Regions from separate parts of the Homo sapiens genome. Here region 1 is linked to region 2. Evidence: chromatin contacts called from ENCODE Hi-C or POLR2A ChIA-PET data. All regions are on one chromosome and are shown on one strand. The core of a region is the stretch at or near the end of the contact, and the rest is flanking DNA. Distances in the headings are between cores, read along the strand shown.

Evidence for each region. Hi-C counts contacts between places; a loop is a spot of excess contacts on that map. ChIA-PET counts read pairs that join two places held with the same protein, here RNA polymerase II (POLR2A). Pooled maps may share reads with other maps.
Region 1: a loop to region 2 is called in a map of GM12878, with 13 times the contacts of the local background. The contact joins two enhancer-like sites. A Hi-C loop is called at or near these places in 49 of 168 maps with a recorded cell type or tissue (B cell, CD4-positive, alpha-beta T cell, CD4-positive, alpha-beta memory T cell and 35 more), 37 of 37 single-sample maps with no recorded cell type and 48 of 50 pooled maps. POLR2A ChIA-PET finds 5 or more read pairs at or near these places in 41 of 52 experiments (A549, AG04449, AG04450 and 31 more).

The regions. Positions count from the first base shown.
Region 1 is chr19:2,608,604-2,615,758 of GRCh38, reverse strand. The region is part of intron 2 of GNG7 (G protein subunit gamma 7); the gene reads left to right. Among named protein-coding and RNA genes, the nearest start is that of MIR7850, 19 kb to the left of the region's middle. RefSeq lists a silencer at 4,706-4,785 and enhancers at 6,118-6,257, 6,768-6,907, 6,734-7,155, 7,148-7,155. Within about 2 kb of position 4,703, at least 28 of the 41 ENCODE cell types and tissues checked have a DNase peak (open chromatin) inside an H3K27ac peak, as active enhancers do; they include B cell, GM12878 and OCI-LY7, where a contact is called at or near this core.
Region 2 is chr19:2,557,459-2,564,285 of GRCh38, reverse strand. The region is part of intron 2 of GNG7 (G protein subunit gamma 7); the gene reads left to right. Among named protein-coding and RNA genes, the nearest start is that of MIR7850, 70 kb to the left of the region's middle. RefSeq lists enhancers at 1,562-1,651, 4,070-4,570. Within about 2 kb of position 2,290, at least 7 of the 41 ENCODE cell types and tissues checked have a DNase peak (open chromatin) inside an H3K27ac peak, as active enhancers do; they include B cell, GM12878 and OCI-LY7, where a contact is called at or near this core.

The DNA.
Region 1 (7,155 bases), core at 3,454-5,953, 49 kb before region 2:
AGGCGTGGTGGCTCATGCCTGTAATCCCAGCACTTTGGGAGGCCGAGGCGGGCAGATCATGAGGTCAGGACATCGAGACCATCCTGGCTAACATGGTGAAACCCCATGTCTACTAAAAATACAAAAAAATTAGCCAGGCGTGGTGGTGGGTGCCTGTAGTTCCAGCTACTCTGGAGGCTGAGGCAGGAGGATCACTTGAGCCCAGGAGGCTGAGGTTGCAGTGAGCTGTGACTGCACCACTGCACTCCAGCCTGGGCAACAGAGCAAGACCCTATCTCAAAAAAAAAAAAAAAAAAAAAAAAAACCGGAAAAGACAAAGAAAATAGGATGAGGTGGCACCAAGAGGACAGAGTCTGTGCCACGTGGTGTCCAGGAAGGTCTCTAAGGAGAGGACATCCTTGCCGACCCCTGCAGGATGGGGAGGAGCATTGAAGGCAGGAGGAAGGACATTCTGGAGGGCTCCCTGGAGGCGGAGGTCTGGGGGAGCCTGAATGGTGGGAACCTGGGAGGTGGAGTTTGCAGTGAGCCGAGATCGCGCCACTGCACTCCAGCCTGGGCGACAGAGCGAGACTCCGTCTCAAAAAAAAAAAAAAGAGTGTCACAGATGGCACCTTCAGACCAGACAGTGGCCGCCCAGTACCCCGAAAGTGGCCTAGAAAGCGGGGCTATTCCACACACCTTGCCCAGCCCAGCACTGAAGCCAGGGAAGGAGGGCTTGGGCAGGAGCCGCGGCACAAATCACAGCTGCAAGTTCTGGCTCTGCCAATGGCTACGGGGTGACCTTCAACAATCAGCTGCCTGCCTCCTGCCTCAGTGCCTTGTTTAAAAGCTGAGGAACGCCTTGGCATTGAGAATTGATGTGTGATGCAAGATGGGGCAGCCGCCTTGGAAACCAGTCTGGTGGTTCCTCAAAAGGCTGAACGCGGAGTCGCCACATGACCCAGCAATTCCGCTCCTAGTTATCTGCCCAGAGGAATTGGAAGCAGGTGTTCAAATAGAACCTTGCCACAAATGTTCATACAGTACGATTCACAATGGCTAAAAGGTGGAAATGACCCAAGTGTCCGTCCGTGGGTAAATAGATAAACAGCGTGGCCCTCCACACACTGGAACGAGACTCAGCCGTGAACGAGACTCTGACCCAGGCCACGTGCAGCCTGGATGCCCCTTGAGGATGTCACACTCAGTGAGAGATGCCAGATCCAAAAGGCCACACAGTGTGTCATCCTATTTCTATGAAATGTCCAGGACAGGCCAGTCTAGAGAGGCAGGAAGGGGATGTGTGGGTGCCAGGGGCTGGGGAGGGGGATGGGAAGTGACAGCTGATAGGGATGGGGTGTCTTTTTGGGGGGCTGAGAATGTTCTAGAGCTAGCTAGAGATGATGGCTGCACGAATGCCACTGGATGTCTGGAAAGGGAGCTTTTTTGTTGTGTGCATTTCACCACACATGTGCCTGAGACCCGACGTGCAGGGCCCCCCTGCGGGTACACAGAGGGCAGGGAGAGGGTGCTAGGGAAAGTCGCCGCACCTGCTTTCTGGCGACCATGCTCAGGCTGTAGCTGGGGGAACTCTCTTCCCGCCCTCCTGGGACCTCTCGAGCCTCTTGAGTCTGCTCCCAGTGCCGTTCACCGGGTGGTGAGGATGTGGTCTCGCAACAGACGCCTGCAACGGACCCACCTGTGCGAGGCTGGCCCCCTTTACCCCGGGGGTAGGCGCGGGGCCCGAGTTCCCTGGGTGGATTCTGCATTGCACTTGCCGGCCTTTAGATGTCGCTGTGGCCGTGGCCTTCGCTGGCCTTAGGCTGCGAGCTTCTGTCTGATTCGCACCTTTCTCATTCAGGATCCACACACTGCTGCAGTCCGAGTTTCTTGGCATAGCCAGGGTCCCTTGATCTTCCCCCTCACCAATTAATTAAATCAGGATCTCTCCTGCTAGGTACTGTGGACATCTGGGGCTAGATCCTCTGGGGTCTGGCCATCCTGGGCACTGCAGGGTGCTGAGTGGCGTCCTGGCCTCCACCCACTCCATGCCGGGAGCACCTCCAGGCATGACAACCACAAATGTCCCCAGACATTGCCCAGTGTCCCCTGGGGGCAGGATCACCCCTGATTGAGACCCCCCGCCCAGGTTAGGGGAATCCACAGATTCCCCAAGAGACTCTGCATTCCGTGACCATCTCTCCTACTGAGGTCCCAGGAGGCTGCACACATTGAAATCCACACCCTGAGTGGGGAGGGAGAGAGGAGGAAGAGTCCCAGGAGCTGGGGGTCCCCCTGGTTTATGCCATCTGCCCCGTCGGGAGTTTATTCTTGTATCTACTGTGAGCAGGAGCGGGGACAGATTGCATTCTCCCCAAATAATTAATGCAGGATCTCCCCCTCTCCAGGTAGTGTAGACACCTGCTCTTCCAATGAGGCAGTGGCTTGAGACAATGGACTTTAGATGAGGGGCTGAGAGCCCAAAGCCCCCCTATGTGTTAATTCAACACCTAATTCAACGTATAGTTCAAGCAAACTCACCTAATTCAACGTAGGTGCTAATTCAGCAAGAGACTGTGCAGCCTGTAGCAGGAAGTAGGCTGCAGCCACCAGCCGGGTTAAACTTGCATCAGAAATTCTTTGTCTGAATTCCTTTTCCACGTCCCTTAAACACCATCCCTTTCCCTGGCTGGTTCTACCTGGCTGCAGGGCCATGTTGGGACACTCAGGGCCTGGGGCACATTTGCCCTCCTAGGCTACCTCCTCCGCTCTAAAAATGTCCGACGTTGGCCAGGCACCGTTGTTCACATCTGTAATCTCAACACTTTGGGAGGCCGAGGCGGACGGATCACCTGAGGTCAGGAGTTCGAGACCATCCTGGCCAACATGGTGAAAACCCGTCTCTACTAAAAATACAAAATTAGCCGGGTGTGGTGGTGGGTACCTGTAGTCCCAGCTACCCAGGAGGCTCAGGCAGGAGAATTGCTTGAACTGGGAGGTGGAAGTTGCAGCGAGCCGAGATCGCACCGCTGCCTGGGCGACACAGCAAGACTCTCAAAAAAAAAAAAAAAATTTCTCAAAAAAAAAAAAAAATTCTAAGCTGTATTTTACAATTGTCTTGGCATAAAGACAAACAGAATCCAGGCTGGATTCATGATTATACACTCACAAGTATTTTATTCATCTTTTGTCGACTGGATTTTAAAACATTTCCAGGAACCCTGGACCTGGGGCTTTTGTGCCGTGGGAGCCTGGGTCCTGCCTGGGGGGGGTCCTGGCTTCAGTCTTCTCACTGAGGCCCCTCCCCTCTCCCAGGCTGGGTCACCCCGATATGAAATGCCCAGGTCCCAGACACACCTTCTTTGCAGGCTGCTACCCTGGAACTGTTTTTAAATGTGGGTGATGCTGCCCCCCAGGGGGCACTGGGCGATGTTTGGGGACGTGTGGTTATCACAACTGGGATGCTCCTGGCATGGAGTGGGCGGAGGTCAGAGATGCTGCTGAGCACCCTGCAGTGCCCAGGATGGCCCCACCCCAGAGAAGGATGGGGCCCCAGGGGAGACCGTAGACCAAAGTCAATCCAATTATTAAAAAGAAAGAAAGATTTGGCCGGGCGCGCTGGCTCACACCTGTAGTCCCAGCACTTTGGGAGGCCAGGGTAGGCGGATCACGAGGTTGAGAGATCGAGACCATCCTGGCCAACATGGTGAAACCCGGTCTCTACTAAAAATACTAAAATTAGCTGGGCGTGGTGGCGGGTGCCTGTAGTTCCAGCTACTTGGGGAGGCTGAAGCAGGAGAATCGCTTAAACTCGGGAGGCGGAGGTTGCAGTGAGCTGAGATCACACTACTGCACTTCAGCCTGGTGACAGAGCGAGACTCCATCTCAAAAAAAAAAAAGATTTTTATTTTTATTTACTTTTACTTTTACTTTTTATTTTTTTAGAGACAGAATCTCCCTCTGTCGCCCAGGCTGGAGAGCAGTGGCGCGATCAACGCTCAGTGCAGCCTCCACCTCCCCGGTTCGAGCGATTCTCCTGCCTCGGTCTCCTGAGTAGATGGGATTACAGGCGCCCGCCAGCATGCCCGGCTAATTTTTAATTTTTTGTAGAGACCTGGTGTTGCTCTCTTGGCCAGGCTGGTCTCGACCTTCTGAGCCCAAGTTATCCTCCCACCTTGGCCTCTCCAAGTGCTGGGATTACAGGCGTGAGCCATTGCACCCGGCCTAAGAGATATTTTTAAATGGTATTATCAAATAAATCATTAAATAGATTCGGGCTATGCACCGTCTTGCCCACCTGCCTTCAAGCCCCACGCAGGACGGGACCCCCTCCTGCCACGGTCCTGGGACGGGGCACCTCGAGCTCACTCAGTGGTGACAGCGAGGCCGCCTGTCGGGCCATGACCAGCAGGTGGCAGCACAGACCAGCTCCCGGGAGACCTGTCCTGGCTCCAGCTCCCAGCGTCCCAGAAACACCGCAGTCTAGACGCTCGCCAGGCGGAATTCCTCGCCCCTGAAGTCAGTCTGCGTGTAGACATTCGCGATACCAGCTCCCAGTCATCATTTCCCACTCTGCGTCTCCCAGGCTGTCTCGCCAGGGCCCTGGATCCCTGGGCTGAGCGGCTTAGTAAGGGTCGGGGTGGCGGGGAACCCTGGGCGCCGCACCCGGTGCGAGGGGCCCACTTCCCAGAAAGCAGATTGCGAGAGGGAAGCCATCCAAGGCCGGTGCCGGGCGTGGTCCTTTCTGAGAATGTTGAGGACGCTTCCCCCCCCCCGAGCCTGGCACGTGAGCCCGTTCCCCCCCTCCCACCCGCCCCCTCGTCCCCACCGCCTGATAGGAACTGAAAGTGTCAAGTTTAGTGCCCAGGAGACAGGTGTCTGCACGCTCAGGCCGACTGAAACCAAACCTGGCCTGGGAGAAACGTATCCCAGGGGCCACCTGGGTCCCTGAGGCCGCTTTGGTTCAAACCTCTTCTGAAACCTGTCAGCATCTTGCAACAATAAAAGAGGGTCTCTTGTGCCTGCAATCCCAGCACTTTGGGAGGCTGAGGCGGGAGGATCGCTTAAGCCCAGGAGTTTGAGACCAGCCTGGACAAGACAGCAAGACCCCGTCTCTACTAAAAAATAAAAAAATTAGTGGCCGGGCGTGATAGCTCATGCCTGTAATCCCACCACTTTGCGAGGCGGGTGGATCACCTGAGGTCAGGAGTTTGAGATCAGCCTGGCCAACATGGTGAAACCCCGTCTCTACTGAAAACACAAAAATTAGCTGAGCGTGGTGGCAGTTGCCTGTAATCCCAGCTACTCAGGAGGCTGAGGCAGGAGAATCGCTTGAACCCAGGAGGCAGAGGTTGCAATGACCCAGGATCACACCACTACACTCCAGCCTGGGCGACAGAGCAAGACTCTGTCTTAAAAAAGTAATAATAAATAAATAAAAATTAAAAAAAAAAAAGCCAGGTGTGGCAGTGCACACCTATAGTCCAAGCTGCTCGGGAGGCTGAGGCAGGAGTATTGCTTGAGTCCAGGAGGCTGAGGCTGCAGTGAGCCATGATTGCACCACTGCACTCCAGTCTGGGCGACAGGGTGAGACCCTGTCTCCAAAAAAAATAAAAAATTAATAATAATAATAAATAAAGAAGGTCTTTGTCATGTTATCCGAGGCCACCTGAGCTGTCCCCTGGGGCAAGGCCCTTGCCAGAGGCTTCCCCGTGCTGTCATCATCTTGACCCGGTGATACTAACCTCTGAGAGTTTAGGGGAGGGAGGGGGCCCTCTACTTTTGGGAGCACTGGGTGGGGAGCCTGGCAGGTGCTCGGTGGTAGTGACGGACCTTGGCCGTTTAAGGTGCACGCTCTCCTGCTTTTCCTGTACCGTTCAATTTCCTCACTCGTGGTCAGGGAGCTCCAGAAGTGCACTGAGTTCACTGGCTCACCGAGGGTCCCCCAATGGCCCAGAGGCACCCCCAGGTCCCACTGGATTGTCCTACGGTGGCCAGTCTGCAGCTGTGAGCTCTGGGGACCAGTTCCTTTAACCCAGCGTGATGGTTTGCTGGGGCTCTGTAACCTCAAGCCACAGACTGGAGGAGGGCTTTAGCAACAGAGATTTCTTCTCTCTCTTGGTTCTGGAGGCTGGAAGTCCAAGACGGTAACAGGTGGGACCCTGTCTGCTCTGGCACTCGGGACGTGGTGCGCAAACATCACTGCAATCCACCCAGCTGTCCTGCACAACGGGATTCCAGCAATGGCCAAAATAAGGCTCACGGAAGAGAGCCTGAGGTCCTCCAGCAAGTGAGCGGCTAAACTGCAGTTGTTACCCGGACCTGTCGGCTCCCAAATCCCAGGGCAGGACCAGGGTCAGGCAAGCAATGTATTCACACTGGGCACAAAATTGAAGGGGGCGCTAAAAAACCTCAGCGACCAAGATGAAATAACACTTTAGTGTAAAACAAAAATTAGCTGGGTGGGGTGGTACGTGCCTGTAGTCCCAGCTCCACAGGACACTGAGGTGGGAGGATCATGAGGCTAGGAGTTCAAGACCAGCCTTGGCAACATAGTGAGACCCCCATCTCTACGAAAAATTAAAAATTAGCCAGGTGTGGTGGTGCATGCCTGTAATCCCAGCTACTCGGGAGGCTAAGGCAGGAGGATTGCTTGAACCTGAGAGGCAGAGGTTGCGGTGAGCCAAGATCGCACCACTGCACTCCAGCCTGGAAGATGGAGTGAGACCCTGTCTCAAAACAAAAAAAGAGAGAGAGAGAGAGAGAGAGAATGTACAAGAACTAGGTAGGCATGATGTTTGTACAACGTTGTGAATGTGTTGAATGCCACTGAATTGTTCACTTTAAAATGCTTAATTTTACATTATGCAAACCTTACCTCAGTTTCTTTAAAAAGCGGGTCAGAAGGTGGCTTTGGAGAAGGCACACTGATTTTGGCTGTGGTTGCAGGCCTGCAGGGGTCTGATGAGGCCCTCAGTGCCAGCAGACAGGGTTACCTGGAGTGGGGAACGCAGCAGGCCCCCTGACAGCCTCAGTGCAGACCCCGGGAGAGTGTGTCCTCCGTGTCTGCCCCATGCAGGGAAGGCCTTTGAGACTCTGCCATCTGCATCCCCTGCTGCAGAGAGAGGGGGTTGCCCGGGAGGCACCCGGCCCCTTGCCCTGGGGTGTCCGGTGGCA
Region 2 (6,827 bases), core at 1,041-3,540:
CTTAAAAGGACACCAGTCATTGGATTTAGGGCCCACCCTACAAACAGGATGATGATTTCATCCCAAGATCCGTATCATCTTCCATCTGCAGAGACCCCATCTCTGAGAAGGTTACGTGCCAAGCTTCCAGGAGGACGTGAGCTTTTGCGGGACACTATTCAACCCACTGCATTCAATACACATTCTTTTTCTTGAGTTGAAAATTAGCTACACTCCTGTTTAGGAGCCTGCCCTTACACACACGAACACCATTCTCATTGGCTAACCATCCTTTGATTTTTCCCTGCTGTTTCTCCCACCCCACCCAACACCCCCAAATACCACCTTCACCGTCTCCTCCATTCCTTGATTTGCAATGCTGCTGTGTTGTTTATGTATGAGCTTCAAATCCTCTCTGGACCAAGGAAGTTTGGGTGCGAAGGTTTAAATAACTCAACAGTTCACAATTAGGCTAAAAATTCACACATAAAATGAGCCCACTGAAGTGTTCAAAGGTGTGACCTGGGCCGGGCGCGGTGGCTCATGCCTATTATCCCAGCACTTTGGGAGGCCGAGGTGGGCAGATCACTTGAGGTCAGGAGTTCAAGACCAGCCTGGGCAACATGGCGAAACCCCATCTCTACTAAAAATTCCAAAATTAGCCAGGCGTGGTGGTGCACACCCGTAGTTCCAACTACTATAGGGAGGCTGAGGCAGGAGAATCACTTGAACCCGGGAGTCAGAGGTTGCAGTGAGCCAAGATCGTGCCACTGCACTCCAGCCTGGGCGACAGAAATGAAACCTATCTCAAAACAAAAACAAAAAAAAGTGTGACCTCAATAATGCTTGGGAGTGGTTCTCTTAGGATCCTGAGTAGAATGTGGGGACATTTCTGGTAGTCACGACTACGGGGTGCTCCCAGCATGGAGTGGGTGGAGGCCAGGGACGCTGCTCAGCAGCCTACAGTGCCGAGGACGGCCCCACCCCAGAGAATGATCCAGGCCCAATGTCCAGAGTACAGAACGGGAGAGACCTGTGTTCATTATTTGAAAAATACTGGGCCGGACGCAGTGGCTCACACCTGTAATCCCAGCACTTTGGGAGGCTGAGGCAGGTGGATCGCGAGGTCAGGAGATCGAGACCATCCTGGCTAACACGGTGAAACCCCGTCTTTACTAAAAGTACAAAAAAAAAATTAGCTGGGCGTGGTGGTGGGCGCCTGTAGTCCCAGCTACTTGGGAGGCTGAGGCAGGAGAATGGCGTGAACCCGGGAGGAGGAGCTTGCAGTGAGCCGAGATCACGCCACTGCACTCCAGCCTGGGCGACAGAGCGAGACTCTGTCTCAAAAAACAAAAAAAAAGAAAAAGAAAAAGATTGAATCTGTCCCTTGCTCACACTGGACACCAGAATAAACTCCCGATGGGGCCGATGGTGTAAACCAGAGGGACTGCAGCTCCTGGGACTCACATCCTCTCTCCCTCCCCACTCAGAGTGTGGATTTCAATGTGTGCAGCCTTCTGGGAACTCAGCAGGGCAGAGGATTATGGACGCAGAGTCTCTTGGGGGTCTGTGGAATCCCCTAAGATTCCAGTGTACGCTGGGAGCGATCCTGTCCCCCCTGACCAGGGTACACTCAGTAAATGTCTGGGGGCACCTGCTGCTGGCATGGAGTGTGTGGAGGTCAGGGACACTGCTCAGCACCCTGCAGTGCCCAGGATGGCCCCACCCCAGAGAAGGATCTGGCCCCAGTGTCCACAGTGCCCGGGGGGAAAAACCCTGTTGTAGGTATTGAAAGTGAGTGTAGCTTTCAGCTGAACAGAAATCATGAGTATTAATCATTTAAAAGAAAAGGAAAAGGAGCGGGGCGCGGTGGCTCACGCCTGTAATCCCGGCACTTTGGGAGGCTGAGGCAGGAGAATCACTTGAACCTGGGAGGCGGAGGTTGCAGTGAGCCGAGATCGCGCCACTGCACTCCAGCCTGGGCGACAGAGCCAGACTCTGTCTCAAAAAAAAAAAGAAAGAAAAAGAAAGAAAAGAAAAAGGAACCCGCTGTAGATGTGTGTTCCTGGGGCTGAGCAGGTGGGGACCCCGGCAGCTCCGGGGCTGCGGTGACTCACGGCTCTGGCTCTGTGTGAACCTGCAGATCCCAAGGGTGTTACTGCAAACCCCTGAGTGGGTGGAGGGCGTGAATGCCTGCCCCGGACCCTGGTTTCTTTCTGAGAAGCAGAACGCAGAGAGACTTCTCAGAGAAATGTCGGAGGAAGGGGATTACCCGCTGGTCTCCCAGAAGAGCCTGCGAAGCTCAGAAACAGGGTTTCCTGTTTCTCGGGTCGCCCCGGGGCAGCTGCCTCTGCTGGGCACTTTGCTCTCAGGTGCTTTTCAGAGTGCAAAGAAGAGAAAGAAGCCAGTGTCATTTCTTTTTTTTTAGACAGAGTTTTGCTCTTGTCACCCAGGCTGGAGTGCAATGGTGCAATCTCGGCTCACTGCAACCTCTGCCTCCCAGGTTCAAGCGATTCTCCTGCCTCAGCCTCCCGAGTAGCTGGGATCACAGGCGCCTGCCGCTATGCCCAGCTAATTTTTTTTTTTTTTTTTAGTAGAGACGGAGTTTCACCATGTTGGGCAGACTGGTCTTGAACTCCTACTTCAGGTGATCCACCCGCCTCGGCCTCCCAAAGTGCTGGGATTACAGGAATGAGCCACTGCGCCCGGCCAACCAGTGTCATTTCTATCTTTCTGAGAGAGGCTCTTGTGGGGATTGTGTGTCCAAGAGTGCTAAGAGCTGGGAGGGTCAAAGACCCAGGCCAGGGTGCAGAGAGGAAGGGACAAGGGGAGGACAGGGCCCCTCCTGGGCACAGAAGGGCAGTGGTGCTGACACCAAAACTGTGACAGGACCTAACCAGGGTCTCCCCAGGGCACCGTGGATATTGGGGCCTGGGTCATTCTCTGGGGTTGGGCCAACCTGGGCACTGCAGGGTGCTGAACAGCGTCCCTGGCCTCCACCCACTCCATTCCAGGAGCACCCCCAGTCGTGACAGCCACAGATGTCCCCAGACATGGCCCAGCATCCCCTGGGAGCAGAATCATCCTGGTTGAGCCCCCCTGGGTTATGGGATTCCACGGACCCCCAAGAGACTCTGCGTCCCATGATCCTCTGCCCTGCTGAGGTCCCAGGAGGCTGCACACATTGCAATCCACACCTTGAATGGGGGAGGGAGAGAGGAGGTGAGTCCCAGGAGCTGGGATCCCTCTGGTTTACACACCGTCTGCCCCATCGGGAGCTTATTCTGATGCCTACTGTGAGCAGAAATTGCATTCAACTGTTTTCCCAAATAATTTTTTTTTTTTTTTTTTTGAAACAGTCTCCTTCTGTCGCCCAGGCTGGAGTGCAATGGTACGATCTCGGCTCACTGCAACATCCGCCTCCCAGGTTCAGGCAGTTCTCCTGCCTCAGCCTCCTGAGTACCTGGGATTACAGGCACCCACCACCACGCCTGGCTAATTTTTGTATTTTTAGTAGAGACGGGGTCTACCCATGTTGGTCAGGCTGGTCTCGAACTCCTGACATCAAGTGATCCACCCACCTCGGCCTCCCAAAGTGCTGGGATGACAGGCGTGAGCCACCGCGCCCAGCTTTTTTCCAAATAATGAATTCAGGGTCCCCCCAGGCCCTGTGGACATCGGGGCTGGATCCTTCTCTGGAGCAGGGCCGTCCTGGGCACCGCAGCGTCCGCCTACCCCATGCCAGGAGCACCCCCAAGTCTGGATAACCACAATGTCCCCAGCCACCGCCCAGGGTCCCCTGGGAGCAGGGCCACTCCCAGGTGAGAATCACTGCCTCAAGGGAAGGGCTGGGTGGGACACAGAAATAAGATGTGGAGGTAAGGGGTCCTGCTTGGGCCCCCTAAAGCAGGTCGGACCTCCTCTCCTGAGAATCGACCCTGGGGGCCGGTGGGAGACAGACCTGGGGGATGGGGTGATGTGGGGTCTGAGGCGGTCCCTTCCTTCCTGCCACGGCCAGGCCCTCAGCACACTAGGGGCGCGAGGGACAGGCTGGGTTTGTACTGTAGTCCCCTTTGTCATTCACGGAGTCCGTATTTGCGAATTCGCCGGCTTGGTGTGTATTTGTGAACCCCAAATCAATGCCTGGGGTACTTTCCCTCTTATCCTTGGACACGCAGAGAGAGACAAGAAATTAGAGTCATGGACGTGCGTTCCCTGAGCCCAGGCCACGCTCCGCCTCCCCGTTTCCCCTCCTAGGTGGACCACGCCCTCATTACTGTCTAGCGAGAGCCTCGGGGTTTGCGTTTTTGTGCTCTTTTTGGTGATTTTGCTGTTTGCAGTGGCCCCAGGCATCGTGCTGAGGCCCCTTCTCGTGTCCCTCAGGGCCTCGTGGAGGAACTGGTAGGTGAGAAAAGCTTTGCTCAGGCAGGACTGAGAGAGCAGCTGCCCTATTCAACACTCACATCATCGATAGGCATTCAAGAAGACACCTTTGAGCCAGGCACGGTGGCTCACGCCTGTAATCCCAGCACTTTGGGAGGCTGAGGCAGGCGGATCACGAGGTCAAGAGATCGAGACCAGTCTGACCAACATGGAGAAACCCTGTCTCTACTAAAAATGCAAAATTAGCTGGGCATGGCGGTGCATGCCTGTAATCCCAGCTACTCGGGAGGCTGAGGCAGGAGAATCGCTTGAACCCAGGAGGCGGAGGTTGCAGTGAGCCGACATCCACCATTGTACTCCAGCCTGGGCAACAAGAGCCAAACTCCATCTTGAGAGAAAAAAAAATTAGCCGGACATGGTGGTGGGTGCCTGTAATCCCAGCTACTCTGGAGGCCAAGGCAGTAGAATCACTTGAGCCCAGGAGACTGAGGCTGCAGTGAGCTGAGATTGCACCATTGCACTCCAGCCTGGGCAACAGAGCGAGACCCTGTCTCCAAAAAAAAAAAAAAAAAGACACACAGAACAGGTCATGTATTGATCAGATAAAGGAAAGTTTCCTGAAACTCAAAGGAAACTACCCCTACAAAAATGTTCTCTAGGAGTAATGATTTGTGTTCGCAAACTCAGTTTTTGTGGTGACTTCACAGAACAGAACTACCACAAATAATGAGAATCTAATCAACTGTGGATATATATGTATATGTATATATATGTGTGTGTGTGTATATATATATATTCTTTGTGACTATGAAAGGAATATAACTGGCTGGGCGCGATGGCTCACGCTTATAATCCCAGCACTTTGGGGGGGCCAAGGTGGGTGGATCACATGAGGTCAGGAGTTTGAGACCAGCCTGGCCATGTTGGTGAAACCCCGTCTCTACTGAAAATACAAAAATTAGCCAAGAGTGGTGGTGCATGCCTGTAATGCCAGCTACTTGGGAGTCTGAGGCAGGAGAATTGCTTGAGCCCAGGAGGCAGAGGTTGCAGTGAGCAGAGATCGCGCCATTGCACTCCATCCTGGGTGACAAAATGACACCTGTCCCAAAAAAAATAATAAATAAATAAAAAGGAAAGAGAGAGAAGAAAGAAAGAAAAAAGAAAGAAAGAGAAGGAAAGGAAGGAAGAAAGAAAAGAGAAAGAAAGAAAGAAGAGGAAAGAAAGTTATATAACTTCATTTTACAGAATCTGAGAATCACATAAGGAGAGGAAAATCATCCACAATCCCAGCACTTTATCCTTTCCCCAGACATCTACACACACTCTCTTATTTTTAAAAATTGAGGTTCTACAACATGGTTTGATCATCTGCCTTTAAACCCATTTTTGCTGGCCGGGTGCAGTGGCACACACCTGTCATCCAGCACTTTAGGAGGCCAAGGTGGGAGGATCGCTTGGGCCCAGGAGTTTGAGACCAGCCTGGGCAACATGGCAAAACCCCATCTCTACAGGAATAAAAATTAGCTGGGTGTGGTGGCATGTGGCTGTAGTCTCAGCTACTCAGGAGGCTGAGGAGGGAGGATCGCTTGAGCCCAGGAGGTTGAGGCTGCAGTGAGCTGTGATCACGCCATTGCACTCCAGCCTGGGTAACAGACCCTATCTCAAAAAAAAAACAAAAACAAAAACAAAAAAACACGGTGCCCATCTGTGGCAAGGATGATGAAAATAATACAGTGTGCACATGAAAAGCAGTATTTCCAGCCACCTAAAAGTAAGCCTGAGAGGCCGGGCGCGGTGGCTCACGCCTGTAATCCCAGCACTTTCGGAGGCCGAGGTGGGCGGATCACGAGGTCAGGAGATCAAGGCCATCCTGGCTAACACGGTGAAACCCCCTCTCTACTAAAAACACAAAAAATTACCCAGGCCTGGTGGCCCGTGCCTGTAGTCCCAGCTACTTGAGAGGCTGAGGCAGGAGAGTCGCTTGTACCCAGGAGGCAGAGGTTGCAGTGAGCCGAGATCGCACTACTGCAGTCCAGCCTGGGCGACAGAGTGAGACTCTGTCTCAAAGAGAAAAAAAGTAAGCCTGAGAGAGAAATGCACCGAGTCACCCCATCAGAATAAGGAGCTGTGGTTCCCTGGTCAAGGACCATGGCCTGGGGCAGGGTCAAAGTCCTGTGGGTTCTGAGGCTGACCCGGGGCTGCAGGTGAGGTGGCCCCAGCATCCTCGGTCACTGTCCTGATTTTATGGATCAGGAGCTGAGGTCACACCGGGCTGGCCTGGGCACATCGCACTTTGACTCAGAGTTTGTGATGGGTCAGAAGTCTAACTTCCCGTCTTTCTCTATCACGGTCCTGAAACGGTGCTACAACTCCATTCGCTGACCCGGCCAGGCGGAGCCTCTGAGTCTTTTGTGAGTGCAGGTGCCTTTGGGCAGGAGGAGGAAAAGTCCTGCAGCCCCTCGTTT